2 separate regions of the Mus musculus genome follow, and region 1 is linked to region 2. The links are chromatin loops, found by intact Hi-C in ENCODE. Cell type or tissue: heart. All regions are shown on one strand. Each heading gives the region's core, and the rest is flanking DNA. Links, peaks and the distances in the headings are about the cores only.

Region 1 (12,533 bases), core at 1,577-9,576, 210 kb after region 2:
GAGGGCTATTATGGTTGGAAAGGCCAAATGGAAGCCTTTAGAGTTGCCTCTGCCAAAGAAAATAGTGAATCAAAAACAGTATCGTATTCCTGGAGGAATTGCAGAAATTACTGCCACTATCAAGGACTTGAAAGATGCAGGGGTGGTGGTTCCCACCACATCTCCATTTAACTCTCCTATCTGGCCAGTGCAGAAAACAGATGGATCATGGAGAATGACAGTTGATTACCGAAAACTAAATCAGGTAGTAACTCCAATTGCAGCTGCTGTACCAGATGTAGTTTCCTTACTTGAGCAAATTAACACATCTCCTGGCACCTGGTATGCGGCTATTGATCTGGCAAATGCCTTCTTCTCAGTACCTGTCCATAAGGACCACCAGAAGCAATTTGCTTTCAGTTGGCAAGGCCAACAGTATACCTTCACAGTTTTGCCTCAAGGATATATTAACTCTCCTGCCCTGTGTCATAATTTAGTTAGAAGGGATCTTGATCGTTTGGATCTTCCACAAAATATCACATTGGTGCACTATATTGATGACATTATGCTGATTGGACCAAGTGAGCAGGAAGTAGCAACCACTTTGGACTCATTGGTAACACATATGCGTATCAGAGGATGGGAAATAAATCCAACCAAAATTCAAGGACCATCTACCTCAGTGAAATTCTTAGGAGTCCAGTGGTGTGGAGCATGCAGAGATATTCCTTCTAAGGTGAAAGATAAGTTATTGCACCTGGCCCCTCCTACAACCAAGAAAGAAGCACAACGTTTAGTGGGTCTATTTGGATTCTGGAGACAACACATCCCTCACTTGGGTGTGTTACTTAGGCCTATTTACCAAGTGACTCGGAAAGCTGCTAGCTTTGTGTGGGGCCTGGAACAGGAGAAGGCCCTTCAACAGGTCCAGGCTGCTGTGCAGGCTGCTCTACCACTTGGACCATATGACCCAGCAGATCCGATGGTACTTGAGGTGTCTGTGGCTGATAGAGATGCTGTTTGGAGCCTCTGGCAGGCCCCTGTAGGTGAATCACAGAAAAGGCCTTTGGGATTTTGGAGCAAAGCTCTACCATCATCTGCAGACAACTATTCTCCCTTTGAAAAACAGCTCTTGGCCTGCTATTGGGCCTTAGTGGAAACTGAACGTCTGACAATAGGACACCAAGTCACTATGCGACCTGAACTACCCATCATGAGCTGGGTACTATCAGACCCTGCAAGTCATAAAGTGGGACGTGCACAGCAGCAGTCTATTATCAAATGGAAGTGGTATATACGTGATCGGGCCAGAGCAGGTCCTGAAGGCACAAGCAAGTTACATGAAGAAGTTGCTCAAATGCCTATGGTTTCTACTCCTGTTACAATGCCATCTGCTGCCAAGCATGCACCTATAGCCTCATGGGGTGTTCCCTATGATCAACTGACCGAAGAGGAGAAGACTAGAGCCTGGTTTACTGATGGCTCTGCACGTTATGCAGGCACCACCCAGAAGTGGACAGCTGCAGCATTACAACCCCTTTCTGGGACAACCTTGAAAGACACAGGTGAAGGGAAATCTTCACAGTGGGCAGAACTTCGGGCAGTACACATGGTATTACAGTTTGTTTGTAAGAAGAAGTGGCCAGATGTACGATTATTCACTGACTCATGGGCTGTAGCCAATGGATTGGCTGGATGGTCAGGGACTTGGAAAGATCACAATTGGAAAATTGGTGAGAAAGACATCTGGGGAAGAAGTATGTGGATAGATCTCTCCAAATGGGCAAAGGATGTGAAGATATTTGTGTCCCATGTAAATGCTCACCAAAAGGTGACTTCAGCCGAGGAGGAGTTCAATAATCAAGTAGATAAGATGACCCGTTCTGTGGACAGTCAGCCTCTCTCCCCAGCCATCCCTGTCATTGCTCAATGGGCACATGAACAAAGTGGTCATGGTGGTCGAGATGGAGGTTATGCTTGGGCTCAGCAACACGGGCTTCCACTCACCAAAGCTGACCTGGCTACTGCTGCTGCTGATTGCCAGATCTGCCAACAGCAGAAACCAACACTGAGCCCCAGATATGGCACCATTCCTCGAGGTGACCAGCCAGCAACCTGGTGGCAGGTTGACTACATTGGACCACTTCCTTCGTGGAAAGGACAGCGTTTTGTTCTTACTGGAGTAGATACTTATTCTGGTTATGGATTTGCCTTTCCTGCACGTAATGCCTCTGCTAAAACCACCATTCACGGACTGACAGAATGCCTCATCTATCGTCATGGTATTCCACACAGTATTGCTTCTGACCAAGGAACTCATTTCACAGCCAGAGAAGTACGACAGTGGGCTCACGATCATGGAATTCACTGGTCTTACCACATTCCCCATCATCCTGAAGCAGCTGGGCTGATAGAAAGATGGAATGGCCTTTTGAAGACGCAGTTACAGCGCCAATTAGGTGGTAACAGCTTGGAAGGTTGGGGCAGAGTTCTTCAGAAGGCAGTATATGCTTTGAATCAGCGCTCGATATATGGTACAGTTTCACCCATAGCCAGGATTCATGGGTCCAGGAATCAAGGGGTGGAAAACGGAATAGTTCCACTTACTATCACTCCTAGTGACCCTCTAGGAAAATTTTTGCTTCCTGTCCCCATAACTCTAGGTTCTGCTGGCTTAGAAGTTTTGGCTCCAGAGAGGGGAGTGCTCCTACCAGGAGCTACAACAAACATTTCATTGAACTGGAAGCTCAGACTTCCCCCTGGTCATTTTGGGCTTCTAATGCCCTTAAACCAACAGGCTAAAAAAGGAATAACAGTGTTAGGAGGGGTGATAGATCCAGATTACCATGGGGAAATTGGATTACCTCTTCACAATGGTGGTAAGCAAGATTATGTCTGGAGTGCAGGAGATCCCTTAGGGCGTCTCTTAGTACTACCATGTCCTGTGATTAAAGTCAATGGGAAACTACAACAGCCTAATCCAAGCAGGATGACAAAGGACGCACACCCATCAGGAATGAAGGTATGGGTCAATCCTCCAGGAAAAGAGCCAAGACCTGCTGAGGTGCTGGCTGAAGGTGAAGGAAATACAGAATGGGTAGTAGAGGAAGGTAGTTATAAATACCAATTAAGGCCACGTAACCAGTTGCAGAAACGAGGATTATAAAGTAATATGAATGCCCATTGTAAATTTACTAATGCGTTTGCGATTGTACGAGGGATAGTTATATCATGTTAGGCGTATTTACAACCTTGTTATTGTTTCATGTGAACATGAGATATTATTTGTGTCAAGTTGACAAGGGGTGGATTGTAGTGGCTATTCCTGGTTGTCAACTTGACAATATTTGGAATGAACTACAATCCGGAATTGGAAGGCTCACCAGTGACCCTTATCTGGAGGCTTGGAGATGCTTATCTGGATCTTGGTTTGAAGATCTTGAGCCACAGTGGCTATGGATTCCAGAAGATTGAATCTCCGAGTTAAGGAACACACCTTTAATCTGGGCTATGCCTTTCATCTGGGATTAAAGGTGTGGTGGAACACACCTTTAATCTGGGCTACACCTTTTGCTGGAGACAATATAAGGACATTGGAAGAAGGGAGTCTAGCTCTTGCTCTTGCTCCTTCGCCTGCTTGCCGTGTGAGACTGAGTAACTGCTAGATCCTTGGACTTCCATTCACAGCTGCGACTGAACAATTGTAAGGAATTGGGCTGCCGACTGTAAGTTATCAATAGATTCCTTTACTAACTAGAGACTATCCGTGAGTTCTGTGACTCTAGAGAACCCTGACTAATACACCCACTTACCTTCAGTGTACAGCCCATCATTGGAGAGTGACACATAACAGCCTGCTCACACGTATCCACAGTTGAGGGCAGACAGCAATGAATGCACACAGGCCTACTTGATTGCCTTCTTCTCTTAGACGGTCCAGAACCCCCAAGTAGGAGTGTCATCACTCACAGTGGCACAGAGGTCCCCACACCAATTAACAAGACAATGCCACCACCCAACCCAATTTGGACAAGTTTTTAATTAAGAATCCTTTCCACGGGTGATCCTTGTTTGGGTCAAGTTGACAGTTAAGAAACTATCCTGGGAGAAAAGATTAACGTTGCCTCTGGGGATTTCACTCCTTCGTACTGGGGACAGAATGGGGGCGCTTACGGAGGAGAGAGATTGTGGTGAGACAAAGCCAGGGTCCCGAGTCAGCAGCTGTGTAACCTTTAAGACCCAGTCCTAAAGGCCGGCTTCCACCAGAGAAGCCCCACCCTGTACAGCCCCAATGGTTTGAATCTGAAGTGTATGCCATGGGCTCATAGTTTAAACGCTGTTCTCAGGTTTGTAGGGATATTGCACAGGGATTGGCCATTTCTCTTCCTTCCCTTCATATTCTCCAAAGGCACGGGATGGTCTACAATGAGGGAGGCTATACAACAGGCCTCTATGCTGACCCCAAGGGACAGCTCACCACAAGGCTTTCCAAGCTCAGCCGCATTCCTTTGTTCCAGTATTTTCTGAGGTCCTCCCCCCACCCCCAATCTCTTTCCCTCTCTAATGCTGCAGGCCACACCAGCACCATCTTGTACCTGGAGGGTCCCTGCTTCTCGTTCCTCAGTGAATACCACCCGTGCGCACAGTGGGCTCAGCCCAGGCAGGGTTCACCTAGTGGAGCTGCTATTGAATGTAATGCTGGCTGGCATTTCATCTGCTGGTCAGCTTTCTAGACATGTACAGATGTGATCGAATTAGATACTCACAGCAAGTGCCTCATCTTTATGGTTATAGACAACGTTGAACCAGCTTCTTTAATGATTGGTATAAAGTTTACAACAAAACTTTCAGGTTTCTGATTTTTGGTTTTAAAGACAGAATCTCACATAGTCAAAGCTGGCCTTGAACTCACTGTGTGGTGGGGGATAGACTCATTGTGCTGCCTTCATCTCTCAAGTGTTGTGATACAGCACGGACCACTGGGTTAGGTAAAGCTTTCGGACCCCTGTCCCCGTCCCTTCAACCCAAGATAGAGTTTCTCTGTGTGGCCCTAGCTGTCACGGATTTCACTCTGTAGACCAGGCTGGCCTGAAACTCAGGAATCCGCATGTCTCTACTTCCGAAGTGCTGGGATTAAAGGTGTGTGTCACCATGCCCAGGAAAACTTTCAGTTTTTAATGTAGAAAACGGACAAAAAAAAAAAAAAAAAAAAAAAAGTTGTGGCTGGTTATGCCTTTCTAATACATGCATCTCCTGCCCTCTGGTGGCCAGAGCATCTAATAGCGGCTTGATCTCTCTCCGTGTTTTGATGGGCCTATTCCTTGTTTCCATCCTAGCCCAGCAGGCTTCCCTAGCTGCTAGCTCTGAACGTTGGACACTTTATTTAGCTTTCCCCTGTCCCTGTTTCCTTATGCATAGAACGGAGTCAGTGTCTGTAACAAAGACTTTAAAAGTCTATGTCTGAAATGCTTATTACATGCAGGTTAACCAACTGGATTCCCACGACAGTCTTGGTATAGAGCCATGGTTCTCACCCTTCCTAACGCTGTGACCCTTTAAAACAGTCCCTCATGTTGTGCTGACCCCCAACCATAAAATTATTTTTTTTGTCACTTCATAACTGTAACGTTGCTGCTGTTATGAATTGTAATATAAATACCTGTGTTTTCCGATGGTCTTAGTGACCCCCGTGAAAGGGTAGTTGGACCCCCAAGAGGGTCGTAGCTCACAGGCTGAGGACGACTGTTACACAAGAACAGATATTTGCATCCTACAGTTAAGGTGAATGAGGACCCACAGACAAATAACTTGAAGGTGAGACGACTTAATACTCAGACAGTGACGAAAAGTCCCGCTACAGGGTAAGCGTCCAGTGATATCAGTACATCAATAACACACAGGACTGAGTCTGTGACAGACATGGCTGTGGAACACACGGGTCCGTTTGCATGTGTGTCGTTGCTGTTTTTAACATTCGACTGCCTCTCGCATGGATGGTGCAGTATGTAAGTGAATAGTAGCTTGCATACTTTCTAGGCATCTTTCCTGAGCCAGACCATAATTTCTCACTCCCACACAGGCGATGCCTGGGCCTTCTGATTCTCTTTTCCTAAATGTTGTGCACTGCTCCCAATTCATGTCCACACAGAACCTCTAAATGTACCCTAATTTAGAAGCTAGGGCTGTGCAGATCTCATCAGGGGGAATGAGGTTACAATGGACAAGGGCAGGTGCATCGGACCCAATGACGAGTGTTCTTGCAGGGGGAGAAAACAGATACACACGGAAGTCAGGGATTGTGGGTAATGCCAGGAGCTAAAGGGAGCAAGGAGGGTGCTTCTGCTGCAGAGTGCACAGCCACTGGGGACTTTTAGCCTCTATTTGGGGGAAATAACACACTTCTGTTATTTAAAATTTAAATGACACGTTATTTACATGTGTATGGGTGAGGGTACACAGGCAGCGGGTCATGTGTGGAGTTCAGAGGACAATTTGAAGGAGTCCATTCTCTCCCACCGGGTCCTGGGAATTGAACTCAAGTCGTGAAACTCAAGTTGTCAGGGTTGGCGGCCAACACCTCTACCCACTGAGCCATCTAGCTGGTTCCTCCTTTCATTACTTCAATTCATCCACTTTGTGGTGCCACAAAGGGATTTAAAATGTCACAAAGACCGAGGCCACCAATTCCTTACCCTGTGGAGAGATAGACACTGTAGTCACTCAGGACACATTGGTCTCTTAAAGCAGGTCCTGCACAGTCAGGATGCCACAGCAATGCTAAACACCTGCAGCTGGAGTGTTTCTTGCTCGTTACAGTTCTTGACTGCACTGGATAATGTAAAGGTTGGATAATGAGTTGATCTCCGAACTGTTCTGTGGACCAATGAAACTGTAGCAAGCAGTCTGTTGCAATAGTTTTATATATAAATTTATAAGAATGCAGAACTCTTGGATTATATTACTCTAGGCAACAGATTTGCCAACTCTCCTTGAGACGGTCATTTTTATTTTTATTCAATGTCTATTTTAAAACTTTATGTATTGGGTGTGCATGCACACACACATTTGTGTAGGTCACACACATTTGTGTAGGTTTGCACACACACACACACACCCCTGTGGAGATCAGAGGACAACTTTTAGGAACTTGCTTGCTCCTTTCACCACATGTGGGCCCTGGGGAATCAAACTTGGGTCATCAGAGTGCCTACACCATCTGAGACACCTTGCCATCCCAAAGTCTTATAACTGGAATACTTTAACTTGACCTTAAGATTGAGAGCACTTTCCAGGGCCCCATAGTGGAAACAAATGATCAGATCAACAGTCTGGAGCATTCTGTGTATGCTTACTCTCCACATGACTTGCTCACCCAGAGAAGCAGAGACTGTGCTTCCTGTGGGCAAGGCTGCCTGGGAGAAAAAAGTCAAGTTGAGCATGCCCAATGGGGAGTCCGTCTTAAAAAATCTTCCCACAGGATACAAGAGGAGTGGGAAATAAGAGTTCCTATCTGTGCTGGCTAGTTTTATTCCAACTTGACACAAGCTAACAAGAGAAACTCAAGTGAGAAAATGTTCCTGCAGATTGTTCTGTAGGCGAGCCTGTGGTGCATTTTCTAAAAGGAGGGTTAGGCAGTGCCACCCCTGGGCAGGTCGGTCCTGAGGGCAGTAAGAAAGCAGGCTGAGAAAGTACTGGGAACAAGCCATCACAGAGCGACCCTCCAGTTTCTATGCCTCAGCTACTGCTTCTTGGTTCTGTGAGACCCCGACTTAGAGCATTTGTCCCTGGGAGGTAAAGCCCCTAAAACATTCCCCCAAGCTTGTTTTCCCTGATCTCTAAAAATACAGCTAAAAAGAAACTCTTTGTTCTCTATAGCCAGCAAAAAGCTTTTTTTGTTGTTGTTGTTGTTTCAATACCTTATAATCAGAGATGCGATAATTGTAAAAAAGACCTAGCCAGGTGCTTGCCTGGCTTCCTGTGCCAAGGACACCCCTCCCCTCCCTCCGCCAGAGAAGAGCAGTAGCCAGACTCCGCCCAACTCCTCCCAACTCTCCTCCCAACTCCTCCCAATTCCTCAGCTAGCTGTTAAAAGCCTTCTACTGTTGCTGCTGGGGGTCGAACTCCCCTGCCCTGCACTGCGGAAGGAGTTCGTCCTCAGCTAGCTGATAATAAAACCTCTTGCAGTTTGCATCAGGTGTGGTTTTCTCTTGAGTCATTGGGGTGCTGGCCAGCTCACCCTGGAACTTGAACGGAAGCCCAGCTTCGGGGGTCTTAGTTCCTGCCCGGAGTTCCCTTGGTGATGGGCTGTCACCAGCAAGTATGAGATGAAATAAACCTCTTCTTTCCAGTTGCTTTTGCTCATGGTGTTTTATCACAGCAACAGAACCTCTAACTAAGATGGAGATTGGTACCAGGAAAGGGGAATTTCTGTCACAGACCTTATCATATGTTTTTGGGAGGATTCTGATGACATTTAGACTTAGGGCTGAAAAAGCTGTGTGGTTCTCAGAGCTGAGCTTGGGAGATGAGTATTTTGAGAGCAATTCATTCATGTTTGATTTAAAAGCTGTCTGTCTACATCTTCTTCAATAAATCCCCCTGAGCCAACACATTATCACTAGAGAATGGTATCATTAGTGGTGGTGGTTGTTAGGGTTGAAGCTTCCTACAGACTCTCTCTACCTCTGCGTGAGTTCCACTATGCTGTGATTGAAAAGAGAACTATTAGAATATCTGCTGCAGCCAGATGCTTCGATGGGCAAAGTCTCTTGCTGGCAAGCTTGACAACCGGAGTTCTATCCTTGGTCCTATGTGGCTGATGGAAAGTGCTGACACAGCCATGCCCTGTCTCTGACTCCACACAGGTGCACTGTGACAAACTCACATCCCCACCACCCATACAGACACAGATACATAGGTTTAATAACAAGTAAAGAAACATGACGTGAAGGCGTGGCTTGCACCTGTAATTCTAGCACTTAGAAAGCTGAGGCAGGAGGATTGCCATGAGTTTCAGGCCAGCTTGAACCTGTTGGGATTAATCAAATCAAAAAGACAAAACAAGAAACAAAACCCGACAAAGCAAAAACCAATACCATCACTACCACTGCAAAACAAAACAAAACAAAACAAAACAAAACAAAACAAAACAAAACAAAACAACAAACCAAACCAACCAGTCAGCTAGCCAGCCAACCAAGCAAGCAAACAAAACAACCCCCCAAACCAAAGGTTATTTGTGCAACTACCTAGAGAACTTATGGGCTGTGGTGGTTATGAGTTCCATCTCCCTGGCCCACTTTCTCTTTCCATCCTTGACTACATAGCAAGTTCAAGGCTAGCCTAAGCTACATGAGACCTTGTTGAGAAAAGGTAAAGGGAGAGAGAGAGACAGAGACAGAGACAGAGACAGAGAGATCCCTCAATTATACTGACACACACCTTAGAGATGAAAGAAAAGGGAGAAAAGAACTCGTGATCAAATAAGGATACAGGATTCTGATTTCTTATATTTTAGCGTAACAAACTGACCCCATTGACCTCAGAGCACTGTAGCTGGATAGCTCCAAGTAGACTTGCGGGAGGTTACAGCCCTTCAGTCTGTGTTGGTGGCTCATGAGAGTGGATCAAGAAAGAGTGCAAGACAGAGATGTGACCACACTAAAGTCTTTGAAAACTTGTTCCCAGTGACCTGTAACAGCCAGGCCCACAAACACCCCAAACACTGCTGTCAGCTGGGGGCCAGTTGTTCAAACACATAAGCCTGTTGGGGCTTTACAGATGCAAACTGTTAACACTTGCACCTTTTAGAAATGTATTTGGGGCTGGAAAGGTAACTCAGTGGCTAAGAGCAATGGATGCTCTCCCCTAGGACCAAGGTTCAATTTCCAGAACCTATGCTCTCAGATCACAACTGTGTGAAATTTCAGCCCCAGAGGACCCTGATGCTCTCTTTTGGCACAGACACACAGGCAGGCCAAACACTCATGCACATAAAAAATGAATATATTAAAAAAATGGTATTCAAGGGCCTTCCTGCACTCACCCTGACTACTAGATGCCATGTCAGTCTGACTGTTGATTCAGCTAGGCAGTCCATCCTCTATGTACTCTTTTGGTCTTTGCCATTTTTAAGTATTAATACGTCTGGGTGAGCATGCCTCTTGATGTTTCCTGTCAGGTCTGTATAGTTCTGTTCCTCCTATAGCTGTTTATCTTCCTCTCTACATATTCTCCCCGAATGTCTTCCATTATATTTGCAGTTGTTTGTTCTTTGTGTTATTTTTCCTTCTTCCAAGATTAATTAATTAATTCTTTCATTTGTTGTTGTTGGTGGTGGTTTTGTTTTGTTTTGTTTTTCTGACTCTTGTTTGTTTCCTGATCATTTTTCCTGTGTAGCCCTGGCTGTCCTGGAACTCACTCTGTAGACCAGGCTGGCCTCAGACTCAGAGATCTGCCTGTCTCTGCCTCCTGAGTGCTGGGATTAAAGGCGCACACCACCACCACCACTCGGCCTTCCAAGATTTTCAAGATCTAGTCCTCAACACATCTCTTATTCTCCATGTCCTTTAAGTTTCTCCTTCCTGTGCTAATTACTATTGTTTTCATGACTGCTACAGCACCTGCTGGCTCCTCCTGGGAGGCTTTGTGACAACCACTCATTAACTTGTGCTGGCTCCACTACATTTTGTCTATTTTAACTAATAGTATCAGCTTCTATACGTTTAGGCTGACTCTTCCACGGGGGTCTGCCTTTTGCCTGTTTTTTTTCTCTCCTGATGTTTGCATCTCTTGTCTTGATCAAGGCCCTCCTTGTGCCTCCCTGAATACTCTCTAGTCTCACATGTTGGCTCTGGATAGAATGATTTGCTGTTTTTTATTTATTTTTCTACTCTTTTGAGCTAATTTTACTCTGTGTGTTGTGTTTCTTGATCATGTCTTCATTTTGGTCCAAGTTCATAGGCCTTGAATGGCATCTATTATGCTACCTACAAGAGGGCTGAAGGTCCATATCGTGGCTTCCCTGCCCCAGCATCCTGGTTACCATAGCCTGGTGCTGTTTCCATCTGTGAAAGTGCCCACCAGGCTGGATGCGTCTACTCCCCCGCCCGCGTGAGTACTGCCTGCACATTGACATGCATTACCTCCTGACCCACACTTGGGGGGGGGGCAATGCTAGTGTTTATCCCTGCTGAGTCTCCTCTAGTAGCTTCCCAAACCTTTTAGAGGCAGGGGAATGTGGTCCTTCAGAAAGGGGCTGGGCGACCACGCTGCTCTTCCGGCTCTCCTCCTTGCTCACTGTGTGCCCTGAGGAATGTTGGCTGATCTCTCTGGACTTCCCCCTCCTCATGAGTGAAATGAAAGCCAAGGTACTGAGCCCATGGCTGGAAGTGGAGAATTACTGAGAAGGTTCATTTAAACATGAGCAGATGGCACCACCAGGGACCTGAGGCCTTTTATCCCTTTCATCAACCAAAGCATCTTGTTTCCTGTGTCTCTTTGGTCAAAGCTGCAAGCCCAGGCTCCACAAGCTTCAGGCTCTCAGGACTGCAGGCCAGCTGGCACATGACCTGTGAAATTCACGTCTTTATCAGGGTGTCTGCGTGCTTTCCACAGCTTTGTAGGATCAGCTCAGCATTACCTGACAGACAGACACAGTGAGCCAGCATCACCCTTGACCTTCCAGTAGGACTCTACCACCCACACCTGTCTGACAGTGGTGTGACCCCCCAATAGCAGGCATACCTGTGTGGTGCTAGCTGTAGTATCTTTTAGTCATCTTTACTTGTAATCAGCCTAAGAAACAATCTTATATGGCCTGGGAAACACAAACTGGGCACATGTTAAGAGACATTTTCAAACAATACCATTGCATGTGCGCTGACAAAGGGCTTCTATAGAAGCCCATTCTGCAGATAAATAAACTGAGCCTAGTCATTGTATTTCTGGTTGCTGTGACTAAATACTCAACTAAAGCAACATAGGAAGCAAGGGTTTATTTTGGTTCATGCTTTTAGGGAATACAGCCCAGGGTTGTGGTAAAGGCACGTGATAGGAAGATGAGGTGCCCGTTGCATTTTACCTGCAATCAGGAAGCAGAGGGCGATGAATGTTGGGGTTCAGCTCTCTTTATTCTCTTTTATTCATTCTGAGACCCCTGCCTATGGCATGGTGGTGCCCACACTCAGGCTGGGTGCTTTCTTCTCGGGTAAACCTTTCTGGAAACCCTCACCCAGCAGCAATTCCTCCAGGTAATTCCAAATCCAGCCATCACTCTGGGGCTAGAGAAGGGACACAGATGTGTGGTGTCACATGATGGTAACATGTGGTCACGGAGGTCCCTTGGGTTGGCAGTTCCTTTACCTTCTAGCTGTGAGATCTGGAGTGGGTCACGGGATGCCTGGGAATCTTGGGATCTTTGATGGTCAAATGAGAACGTGAGCAGTACCTGCCTATTGTGTAGTTATGGAGAGGATGAATAGTCTCTGTGTGTGTCTATATGTGTGTGCACACATGTAAGCACATTCCTGTGTATGTGTGTTTGTGCATGTACA
Region 2 (12,533 bases), core at 2,825-10,824:
GCTAACATAAAAGTTTATTTAAAAAAGAATAAGTTAAAAAAAGAATAATTTACTTTTTATGAAGTGTAACTGTGTCAGAAAGAAAATAGAGCTGGGGAGGTGTGTGGGTCATGGAGGATTAGTGCTTGTCGTCCGTCTGTCGTGAGGACTGGGAACCAGCCTCCCTCCAGGACTTAGGTAATGCCGTGCGAGCATGGCAGCCCGCCTTTACTTCCAGCAGTGCTGGTATATCTTCTAACTTCTGATACTACCTATCATGGGTCAGAGGCCTCTGGATGAATACAGTGGAGGAAAATGGAGGAAGACGCCTAATATCAACCATAGGTTTCAGTGCACACGTGTGCACACGTGTGTACCCGCACACATGAGAAGGCATACATGCACACAATACACATTCACATGCAAAAATAAAAGCAGTGGTAGCATTGTTTTAAAGTACAAACACCCTTGAAATGAGCAAATACAATAAACGAAAATAACTGTTTCATATCAAGATATATATAGATATATACACATACATACATACATACACACACATATACATACACACATACACACACACACACACACATATATATATATATATATATATATATATATATATATACATATATATACATATATATGTATATATATATATATGTATATATACATACATACACACACACATATATATATGGTGAGTGTACTTAGTGTGTGTGTGCACATTAACTTTGCTTTCTTTCTGAGACAGGGTCTTGCTGTGCAGTGCAGTCTGGCCTCAGTCTCAGCCATCCTTCTGCCACAACTTCCTGAGTGCTGGCATTGCAGGAGTGCACCCATGCCCTGACATGTTAACATCCTGTCAGTACTGTTACCATGGCCTTGCCTCCTCCTTCCTTTGGCTGTCCCCTTTGCCCTCATTAAATTGTTATTTTCATCTTCGCTATTTCCATGATAGGACACCCAGTTTCAGAATTGAAACTTAGTTTGTGTCTAGTACTATCAAATAATAACAGCAATAAGGCCTTGGCTATGTTTAAGGTTATTTTTTTTCTAGTATTTTATTAATATGCCCTGGCAGTAATGTTATGAAAGGTTGAATTTCATCATGCTTTTTATATATTATTAATTATTGTGAAATCTGTTGTGTGTATGTCTGTGTGTGTGTGTGTGTTAATATTTAGGCAGAATAAAGTTGCTGTGCTCACCACCCATTGGGAATGCTTTTGTTCTTTCTACAATAAGTGTGAGGGGAAGACACACTGTAACACATTGAGACTTTGGTAACTGTGTTTTCTGAGCTGCCTTCCCTGTGTGCTGTAGCACTCTTCAGCACAGCATCATTGGGTCTGCTTTCTTTTCCTTCCCTTCAGGTGCCAGCCATCACTTTAACTGCTAATATTATTTGGTTTCCTGATAATTTTCTGATTCATAAAATGCCAGCAGCTGCCAAACTTCTAGACAGAAAAAGTCTTCAAGCCATTAAAATACACAGGGATACCTTCCTACAGCAGAAAGCTCAGTCACTTAACAAGTAAGTTTTATAAAACAACTGTAAAAAAGTGTTTAGATATTTGATACAGAAAGTACTTGAATCACAAGATACTACGTAATAACAGACAATATTTACAGTTTCTGTATTGATTGTCTTTCACATTTCTGTACTAACTGACTTAGTGTATCTGGGTGTGCGTGTGAAAGAAGACAGCTTGCAGGAGCTGGCTCTTTCCCACCGTGTGCTGCTCGGATCCAGATCCTGGGCCTTAGGTCTGCATGCATGGCAAATTCTAGTTCTAAGCATCTCTCCAGTCCCCAGATTGATTTTTCAAGAACTTTGCTTTCTTTCTTAAAACTCAAAACTATTTTGTGTGTGTATGTGTGTTTGGTGTGTGTAGTGTGTGTGTCATCTGATTGTTGTGTGTGTGTGTTGCTAGAGAGAACCCAAACTGTAACGTCCTGAGAAGAGCTGGATGGTGATATTAGAGGACTGGGAAGCAAGCCATTAGAGACATCTGAGGGAAATGTGGTGGTGTCTCTGAATGTGTGTGGCGTTCAGATTCAGAAGGGAGCAGATTTGACCTCTGCGGCTCTACCTAGAAGGCCTTTACTAGACTTTGAAGGGACAGTGACAGGTAAGGACAACATAGTTGCCAGCAGTGTGGACCTTTGGAAATGGAGCAGGCTTTGGACAAAAGATTGTAGCATTGAGTCATGGCCCCCGCCCCATCTTCATGGGGAAGAAATGAACATAACTAAGTTCCCTTTTAGGTCACAGGAATCTCCAGATACCTCACTGGTCTCATCTATAAGACACAGTAAGTAGGACAGCCTGTCAGCCGACGCTCCTGCTCCTGGGATTGCCATTTCCTGAGGAGACTGGAATACTGAGATTAAACCTCAGCCAGGCCGTCCACTCTTAAGTTTAAAGTGTCATGTGCTTCTCTCAGCTGTTTGCCATGACGTCAGCTGAGGAGAGGAAGGCATGAAGAAGTGAGCTTGGTGAGCTGGTACTCCAGCGTCTGCCATGTAGCTGTGTGGACCAAGTGTGCACAGCTGTGTATGTGCCCAGGAGGCTGTTGGGAGGAAAATCTAGTAAGTGGAGATTGAATGTTTTCTTTTCCAAGACCCCTTATCTGACAGAGTTTTACCCCAAAGCATTTTTATTTATTTACTTAATTACTTGTTTGTTGATTTTTAAGAGACAGAGTCTCTCTGCATAGCCCTGGCGATCCTGAAATTCACTGTGTGGACTAGGCTGGCCTTGAACTCAGAGATCCACCATGCCTGTCTCCTAGTGCTGGGATTAAAGGAGGGTGCTGCTATCCCGGCTATGTCTAGGCTTTGTGAGTTTAACACATTTCTGTAAAGTCAGGATAGAGCTCCATGATCTGAAAGGATGGTGGTGCTGGGTTTGTTGTTTTTTCCTTCCAGTTTCCTTGCAGTTGTGCCAGAGAAACCTAGTATTCACTCTGCTGTTGTAAAATGTAGGGGCAGGTGATCCTACCACTTGACAGGAGGGTGTGAGGTGACAGCTGTCTGCAGGCAGTTCTGTTGCTAGAAGTGGAAAGGGAGCTGGGGGCTGTCCTCTGCTCCCTGCTGTCAGTGCCCCTGACCCCTCGGACAGAGTTGGTGCACAGCTGCATTTTACCATTCCTGGGTGATGCGGGCAAGACCTGCCTGTGGGGTAGGAGGTTTGAGCTTTCCAGAGACCATCAAGTCCCTATGTAGATACTGACACTGCTTTTTACCAGTGCAGGGGATTATTTTTCCCTTAGTATTTCCCAAATTTATACTTTAAAATGGAGCTAACAAATGGATAACTGAATCCCTCCCGTCCGTCCCATCCAACAACAAGATGAGCTGGGACCTGGAGCAGTTTCAGTTTTTTATCCTTGAAAGGCAGTGATGATCCGCCATCTGGCTGTAAGAGTAGCAGCAGGACTGACAGAAAGCTCTGCTTCATCCACATTGTCTGACCCAAGGCTGGTTGAGCATGTTTTTTGTGTTTCTATGCTCAGAATTGTTTTTTCCTGCCCCAGTTTCCTGAGTGCTAGGGATTACATGTGACCTGCCTGCCATAAACAGTGCAGTGAGTCCTCTCCTCTCCATTTCTTTACCTCCTCCCTCCTCCTGCCCTGTCCCTCCCCCCTCGCCCCCTCCTCCCTCCTCCTGCCCTATCCCTCCCCCCTCGCCCCCTCCTCCCTCCTCCTGCCCTATCCCTCCCCCCTCGTCCCCTCCTCCCTCCGGCCTGTCCTCTCTTGCTGTCTTTGTTTGCTTCTGGGGCTTATCCTGACAGTGTCATCATGTGCCGTGGGTTGAGTATCTGCCATGGATTTGGGTTTCAATCCTGGCTCCTGATGTGGGCAGGACATGTTACTTTGTGTGGCAGTTTCATCTTCTCTAAAATGAAGAACATAGTCCCTACAGTTAAGTTTTGGGGAGGGAAAGGAGAGAGATTCACTGAGTGGGATAGAGGGGAGCAAAGAGAGGGAGGCTCACTGAATTGAAAGGTTCTTCAGGCAAGAGAATTAACTCACAGCCAGCACTGCAGGGCCCTGAAGTGTAAGATGCTTCAGTCCTGTTGGACAAAGCAGGATGTCCACCTAAAGGTTTCTAAGGGAAAAAGAGGTATTGAGTTATAAGGAAGCAGATTTAGTTAATGTGTGACTTATACTGTGTGACTGAGGCAGGGGAGTGAGGCATGTGTAACATGGGTATGTGATAGGTCCTGCTTTATCTGGGTAGGGGCTCAGTTTAACCCATGCAGATAACAGTAATAAGGATGTTTCACCCCCCACCCCAGTGACAGGCATGAGGTGAGTATATTTATACTTGTTTAAAGTCCTCCTGAGGGCCTGAGTTTTCTAACTACTGCATAAGGTTAATATGGGGTTTGAATGAACTAATTTGTGTCAAGTTTAGCACAGTTATTGGTATAGCATAAACATTCAAATTAGCTTTTAAATTTAGATTCTGGCTTCTTTTACTATTTTTTTTCCATTAAAACCAAAACCTATATGTGCCTGGCTCTGTATGCCATGTATGTGTAGGTGCCCACAGAGGCCGATCCCCTGGAGCTGGAGTTGTAACTTGAGTTGTGAGCTGCCATGTGGGTGCTGAGAACTAAACTCGGGTTCTTGGCAAGAGTAGAAAGTGCTCTTAACTGCTGAGCATCTTGCTAGCCTCTGTTCCCATTGTTTTTACTCTCACTGAAGATGTTGTCTTCTTCCTCCTGCATCATTATAGTTGCTTTATAGATGTTTTCTTTACGATGGCTTATTTTTAACACATTAGGCAAAGTGATAGTGATCCTTAGAACCATTCCTCTCCAGTGGCTTCTCTTAGACAAGACCTTAGCCTAGTCCCTCCCCCTCCCACCCTCCCTCTATGTCTGATCTGCTCTTCTGTCCCTCTTTCTCTTTGCACTCTAGCCATCCTGGGTTTTTGTTATTACTGAACAAGCTGGGTATAGTTCCCAAAGCCTTAGGGCTTTTGTACTTGTTTTGCACATCTTATTAATCTGGCTAGATCATGGCTCAGAATCATCCACACTATGATCATGTTACTTAAAATTATAGAATTACCTCAGGCCCTGGTCTGTGTCCCTGTCTGCCCCCGCGTCCCCCAGGATGTATCACCAGACACTTAAAAATGGTTTTGACTTTGGTTATTGCTTTAGCCTATAACTGTCCTTCCTAGAATCCAAGCTTTGTGGTGCCAGGAGTTTTCATCTGCTGTGCTCTCAGCTAGAATTAATGTCTGTCTTGCATAGGTACTCACTGCATAGTTATAAGTTCAGTAACTTATGTGTGCATATAGGATTCCTTTTGAAGGCTTGAGCATACAATTACTGCTGGAAGGGGTATTTTACTCTTGTCATATGAGACGTGGACATATATTTTTGTGTTCCTTTGCTAGAGATGTGCAGTCTTACTACGTCTTTGTGAGCTCATGGATGATGAAGATGGAGTCTATGTTATCTAAAGAGCAGAGGATGGATACATTTGCTGAAGACCTCACCAACAGATGCAATGTTTTCATACAGGTAGTTGTGTGTTCTTAGAATGTTTTGGGTATAATTTCAAATTTGTGACTTGAATTTACAGGAGTTACACTCGGCCACAACTCTGGAAAGGAGGGTTATGTTTATATTTAAACAGAATGAGGAGCTACAGAGATAGCTCGCGGTGGGAGCACTTGCTCCTGCAAAGATCCCATGTTTGATTGCCTGGCTTTAGGGGAGTCAGTGCCTCTAGCTCCCTGGGTAAGTACATTTATGTTTATGAAAGGCGAGGTCCTGAAGAGCACACTCGGGCCGTCAAGCTTAGCCGCAAGTGCCCTTACCTGCTTGCCAGCGCTCCTTTGGGTGTTCTTGAAAGATTATCTTTTTATTTCCAGATACATGAGGATTTCTTTTACCTTTAATTTAAAAGATTACATGTATTTAGTCTGTGTGCAACTGTATTAATATCAGACACAAATGATCTCCAACAAAAAGCATCACTAGAGATCAACATGTCCCAGGAAGTAGCAATACATGTTGCTCTCTACTGATGCTTTCTGTTGGAGATCATTTGTGTCGGATACTAACGCCGTTGCACAGTGTTTCTTTTGGCTAATGTCTACATGATGTGTCTTTACTGAGCCTTCCATGCAGCCTTTGTAGCTTCTTACATGGAATGTGTGTCTTCTGTAAACAGTGTATATTTTCCCTCAGTCTGGTTTTGTTTGGTTTGTGAGTGAGAGAGTGAGTGTACGTGTGTGGATGCGCTTGATTCTGTGGATGTATGTGGAGGACAGAGCTTAGTATTAGATGTCTTCCTCAATTGTTCTTCACCTCACTTTTGAGGTAGTCTCTCACTGAACCTGGAGCTCACTGTTTGAGCTGGAGCAGCCGAGTAGCAATTCCTTTGGGAGATGTCTGTTCCTCTAAGCTAGGTTTATAGACAGGCACCCCTGTGCCCAGCTTTTTAAATGGGTCTAGTGACCTGAACTTGGGCACCCTTGAGTGTGTTGCCCACTGAGCCATTTCCTTAGCCACCATCTTTGTCTTCTTATCGGGCCATGAGCTGGTTTCTGCCCTTGTTCTCTGTTTCTGACAGAGCCTCTGAGAAGCAGCTTCAGTGTCAGCCTCACTGCTCTAGGTTCCCCCCAGAGCTTGACCACTCACTTCCTCATTTTCCTGGGAGCTCTTTGATGCTTTCCGCGAGTGTTACCAAGCTCTTCTAATGGTTCTTACTAGGAAAGTCATCTGTGTTATGTATTCTGTCCGTAACAGTAAAGACAAACAGGTTGTTTGTGGCGTGAGCAGTTAACATACTTGAAGACTCCCACCAAAAGCTGCTCTCTCTTTTTTTAGATTTATTTTTATTTATTATTATATGTAAGTACACTGTAGCTGTTTTCAGGCATTCCAGAAGAGGGCACCAAATCACATTACAGATGGTTGTGAGGCACCATGTGGTTGCTGGGATTTGAACTCAGGATCTTCGGCGCTGAGCCATCTCACTAGCCCAAGGCTTCTCTGTCTTGCCTGCCTTGGATGCTTACCATTTCTTATTCTGCTTTTAGCTTTCCCAGTGGTACATAAAAGTGCAGTCTAATGTGATAATCCTCTAGCTGACAAGGTAAAACTAGAGTATGTCACAAGCCTCAGTCTTGTGCCACTCTCTCAGGACACTGTCCTCTGTTATATTCCTTTGTTCTCTAAATTGAGCACATCTCTTCAACACAGAGCTAGTAAGGTTCAGGGAAACTGGCTCTGCCACTTTGCTAGTCAGAAATAGTCAATCCTGGATTAGTGCTTTCTTACATGTGCTTAGGAAGCAGACTAGCAGGCACTTAGCCAAATTAATCAAAGGACAGAAGAGAAGATCTAAATTAATAAAATTACACATAGAGGGGAGGATTACAACAGACACTGAGGACATTCAGAGAATGATAAGACATATTTAACCTGTAAAGTAGTAGGATATAAACTTAGCCCACAGAAGTCAGCCGTCTTCTTATATACAAATGACAGACATAGTGGAAGTCAGGAAACAGTGTCTTTTATAATAGCTTAAAAAAATATGTGTATCTTGGGATAACTCTAACCAAACAAGTGAAAGACTTATACAATAAAAATGTTGAGAGTGAAGAAAAGAAATTGAAGACACCAGAAGATGGAAAGACCACCTATTCTTTTGGATTAATAGTATGAAAATGCCCGTTTTACAAAAGGCAATCTTTAGATTCAATACAATTCCCATCAAAATACCAACACAGTTCTAAGTAGAAATTGAACAAAACAATCTTCAACTGCATATGGAAACACAAAAGCTTAGGATGGTTAAAATAATCCTGAATAATAAAAGAACTGCCAGACATATGATCATCCCAGATACCAAGTTGTAATACAGAGCCGTAATAATAAAAGTGGCATGGTTGTGGCCTACAAACAGACACGTTATCAGTGGAATCAAATTGAAGACCCAGATATCACACACACACACACCTACTTGTGGACACCTCGTTTGAACAAAAAGTCAAAAGTAGACACTGGAGAAAAGACGGTATCTTCAGCAAGTGTTGGTGCTGGTCAAGCGATGGATACATGTAGAAAAATTCAGTAGACCCATTCTGTACTGTACAATAGACCCATACTGTACAAAACTCAACTACAGAGGAGTCAGGGGCCTCAGCATAAGAGCAGTTTCCCAAATCTGAGAAGTGAAAGTAAGAATAGATTTAAACTCATTGGCACAAGAAGGATTTTCTGGACAGGACACTGGTAGCATTGGCCCAAAGACCAGTGATGAATAAATGGAAGTCCATTAGCTGGGAAGCTCAGGGACTCAAAGGACTCTATCACTGGGGCAGAGTGACAGCTAAAGAACTGGAAAACATCTTTACCGATTGCCAGTCTGATAGAAGGTTAATATCTAAAATACATAAAGACTAAAAATACTGACCATCCAGAAAATAACCCAGTTAAATGGAGTACAGAGCTAAGCAAAGAAAGATGAGGCACAGATAGCTGAGAACAAAGCAGTACTACATCCTTCGCCATCGGGGAAATAGAAATTACAACTACTTTGGGATTTCATCTAATCCCATTCAGAATGGCCAAGATATAAAACAGAAGATGGCTGTTGAGGATGAGGGAAAGGAGAGCATTCATTCATTGGTAGGAGTGCAAACATGTACAGCCAATCAGTGTGGTTCCTCAGGAAGTCAGGAATCAGTCAACCTCAAGATCCAGCTATCTGCTCTTGGGAATAAGGACTCTATATCTTACTGCAGAGATTCCTGCTCATCCATGGTCACTGCCCCTCTATTCATAATAGCCAGGAAGTGGACACAGCATAGACGTTCCTCAGCAGAAGAATGGATAATGAAGATGGGGACACTTATACAGTGGAATATCGCTCAGCTGTTAAGAAACATAAAATGATGAAATTTGTAGATGGAGCTAGAAAAGAACATTTTGAGTGAGGTAACCCAGACCCTCAGAAGATGAGTATGTGTTTGCATCTGAATAACTAAGAGGTCAGGTACCAGGGGGAAGAGGAGGGTCTCCCCAGGAAGGGAAAATAGAATATAGTGTTATGTATTGATAAAGAGAAGTCTAGAATAGGAGAGTTAGCTCGGAGACTGTGGCATCACACAAAAGACCATTACAATTTCTAGCCAGAGGGAGTTTCAGTAGTGAGATGGGAAAGTGGATACAGGATCCCACCCCTAACCAAGAAAATATTTGCTATTGATACCTGCTGGCAAAAGGAAAAAAATCAACCACATTCAGGGCCCATGTCCAGGAGCTGTTGGCCAACATAAAACAAATTACATGTTTTTATATGTATATGTACTTCTGCCCCCCTCCATACCCTCCCGTTTTTGTTTTATATGGTTTTTGTGGGCTTTTGTTTGTTGTTTTGTATTTATTTGAGTAGGTAGGAAGGCAGAGAGGATCTGCAGAGAACTAGGGAAGGGGAAAACATCCAAATACTGTATGAAAAAAATTTTTTTAAAGATATATTTATTTTATTTATATGAGTATACTGTCACTCTCTTCAGACACACCAGAAAAAGGCATCAGATCCCATTACAGATGTTTGTGAGCCACCATGTGGTTGCCAGGAATTGAACCCAAGACCTCTGGAAGAGCAGTCGGTGCTCTTAACTGCTGAACCATCTCTCCAGCCCCCCAAAATTTGTTTTACTTTAAAAAGAAACTAAAGAAAAATGTATATGAATGTGTTTGTCGTTTCAAATCCTTTGGAGGTTTAAATGAAAACATGTGAGGGGCTGGAAAAATGGCCCAACAGTTAAAAGAGCTTGGTACTTTTTCAGAGGGCCTGTGTTCAGATTTCTACCCCTCACAACCATCAGTAACTCCAGCTCCAGCAGAGCCAGTGGCCTCTATGGACACCTGGACACACACACACACTCTTAAATGTATAATCCCATTCATTATCTTACTTACTATTTAGTCTCCCTGGAGTTTAGAGGAATTGGAGTTTAGAGGAGTTAAAAAATACTTTTAAGTAGCAAAAGACTTCTGTGCTCCTTCCTAACAGAAGAGGAGGAGAGAATGCGTTCTAGTTCTTGGGTTAGATGAGAGGAAAGTGACAAGAGGCAGATAGTAGGTGGCCTGTGGAATTGGGCTGGGCCAGCGGTTCTTCACCTGCTGAGCTGGGTACCCTCCTATTGTGGTGACCCCAGCTGTGAAATTGTTCTGTTAGTACGTAGCCTGGTTGTGCTGCTTTTTGGAAGCACAATGTAAGTGTCTGACGCACAGGCTGAGCGCTGCTGTCCAGGCAGAGAGGAAGGGTGCTGTTAGCTCGAGGTTCAGAAGCTCCTTTGCATGTCTGCAGTGTTCAGGGAAGCAGCTTTGCCCACCTGTCAGTTTCCTTAGTCTGTGATTCCCTGCTCTGAGCATCGCAGATGGGATCTTGTCTCCTCAGCAGTTAGGATGCGGATGAATTATCAGGTATTTCCCTGGCATTTACACACCATTTTACTGAAGGGGTTTTCATTTTCTTTAAGTGAATAGCTTTTTAAAAGCCAGTAAATATGTAAATGTCTGGTATTTGATAGTTCAGGAAATTATTAAGGGCTGATTTGAAACTCACAGTGTTGTCAGGAATAGTATTTCTGTCTCTTTAAGAATTGGCTTGAAAAGGGACATTGAGTGTTTGGAGAGATGACTCAGATGTTAAGAGCGCTGGGTACTCTTCCAGAGGACCCGTGTTTAATCCAGCAGCACATAACTGCCTATTACGCTGGTTCTAAAAGATCCAACACCTGCTTCTGGCCTCAGGCACTGCATTCATGCATTGCACAGACATCCATGTAGGTACAATGCCCATACACATAGAAGTAATAAATAATAGACTTAGAAATACTGGCTATTGGCATGCTTATGGACAACATACATGGAGAGCAAAGTCTGAATGAAATCTGTAATTCCAATGCTTATTTTCTTTTGTAGGGTTTCTTATATGCATATAGTATTAGTACCATTATTAAGACCACAATGAATCTCTACATGTCCATGCAGAAGCCTATGACCAAAACTTCAGTGAAGGCATTATGCAGGCTCATTGAACTTCTCAAGGTAAGTCAGTGCTGTTTTCCTTTGCCACCAGGACTGGGGACATGACCTCAGCTACAGTAGAATGCTCTTGGCGGGTTTTGCTTTCTGGTTGCATCAGAATACAAACTTGGGAGAAAGTGAACTTAAAATTGAAAAGAACCTCTGAAGAGCTATCGTGCTTGACTAATACAGGCACTACTTTATACAAGGGTGCGTGCTGACAGTCTCAGCTCAGCCTGGCTCGCCAGGCTCACGTAACGTGCTCAGATTAGCTTGGCTCCCTGGGGTAATCAGTGCATTCGCTGTTTGAGAAAACCTATTTGTGCTTTGCTGGGGATGGTTCTATTGATTGTGTAAAAAATTTTTGATATATTTGGAATTTGGAATGTTTATAGAAAATAATCTTTTAGTAGATGTCTTATCTTTTTATTTTACTTTTTAAAAAAATTTATTTATTCTATGTAAGTACACTGTAGCTGTCTTCAGACACTCCAGAAGAGGGCATCAGATTTTGTTATGGATGGTTGTGAGCCACCATGTGGTTGCTGGGATTTGAACTCAGGACCTTTGAAAGAGCATTCGTGCTCTTAACCACTGAGCCATCTCGCCAGCCCTTTATTTTACTTTTTAAATGACTTTGTTGTTGTTTGTGGTGTTTTGTTTTGTTTTGTTTTGTTTTTTTCCAGAGCTGAGGACCAAACCCAGGGCCTTGCTCTTGCTAGGCAAGCGCTCTACCACTGAGCTAAATCCCCAACCCCTTAAATGACTTTTGACAAGTGCAGGTGCTTAATTTTACTGCAGTTGACTTTTCCAGCATGTTTGTGTGTCTCTGTGTATGTGTGTGTGTGTGTCTTTGTGTATAGGCGTATGTGCACCTGAGTGTGGAGGCCAGAGGTCAACTTGAGATATTGAAGCTATGTACTTTGTTGTTTGAGACCAGTGAGGCTCCATGCTCCAGGATCCTATCTGTCTTCTAGGCACTGGGGGGATAAGCTTCTGCTGCCATGGCTGCCTGGTGTTTATGTAGGTGTGGGGAGTCAGACCTGGTTCTTAATGCCTGTGAAGCAAGCAGACACTTAAAGACTTCAGTCTTCTCTGCAGCCCCAAGTGGTGGATTTTTGTTGGTTTTTGTGTATGTGTGTGTGTCTGTGTGCGTTTGTTTTGATTTTACCTTCACACTCCTCTAGTCTCATTTACAGATCCCTTCCTTTCCTAGGGTCATGAAGGTTTTCTTTAATGATTTTGCATTTAAGTTTTAAGTTAACTTTTATTTCTTTTAGGCAATAGAGCATATGTTCTACAGGAGAAGCATGGTTGTGGCGGATTCGGTGTCACATATAACACAGCACCTTCAACATCAGGCTCTTAGTTCTATTTCTGTAGCCAAGGTATGCAGATTATTATGCATTCAGGTTAATGAAGGTATCGTGTTCTGCTGTTTTATCTGTATTTCTTGCCAGATGTGTTATTT

Evidence for each region. Hi-C counts contacts between places; a loop is a spot of excess contacts. Peaks named below come from ENCODE experiments on the same cell type or tissue, not always from the same donor. Only the 100,000 strongest peaks of a DNase experiment are listed, where the experiment ranks them.
Region 1: it touches region 2 in a loop (4-fold over the local background); 2 of 42 quality-filtered maps call a loop at or near these places.

Annotation. Positions count from the first base shown.
Region 1 is chr10:83,771,415-83,783,947 of GRCm38, forward strand. No RefSeq gene overlaps it. Among named protein-coding and RNA genes, the nearest start is that of 1500009L16Rik, 55 kb to the left of the region's middle. In heart, for the core only: a CTCF peak has its summit at 5,253 (motif pointing left); no DNase peak of the experiment used is centred there.
Region 2 is chr10:83,559,011-83,571,543 of GRCm38, forward strand. It overlaps Washc4 (WASH complex subunit 4), which reads left to right. Exons shown (of 33, transcript NM_001033375.2): 13 at 1,356-1,516; 14 at 5,401-5,527; 15 at 10,958-11,083; 16 at 12,343-12,450. Among named protein-coding and RNA genes, the nearest start is that of Washc4, 21 kb to the left of the region's middle. In heart, for the core only: a CTCF peak has its summit at 6,886 (motif pointing right); no DNase peak of the experiment used is centred there; H3K27ac peaks cover 267 bases.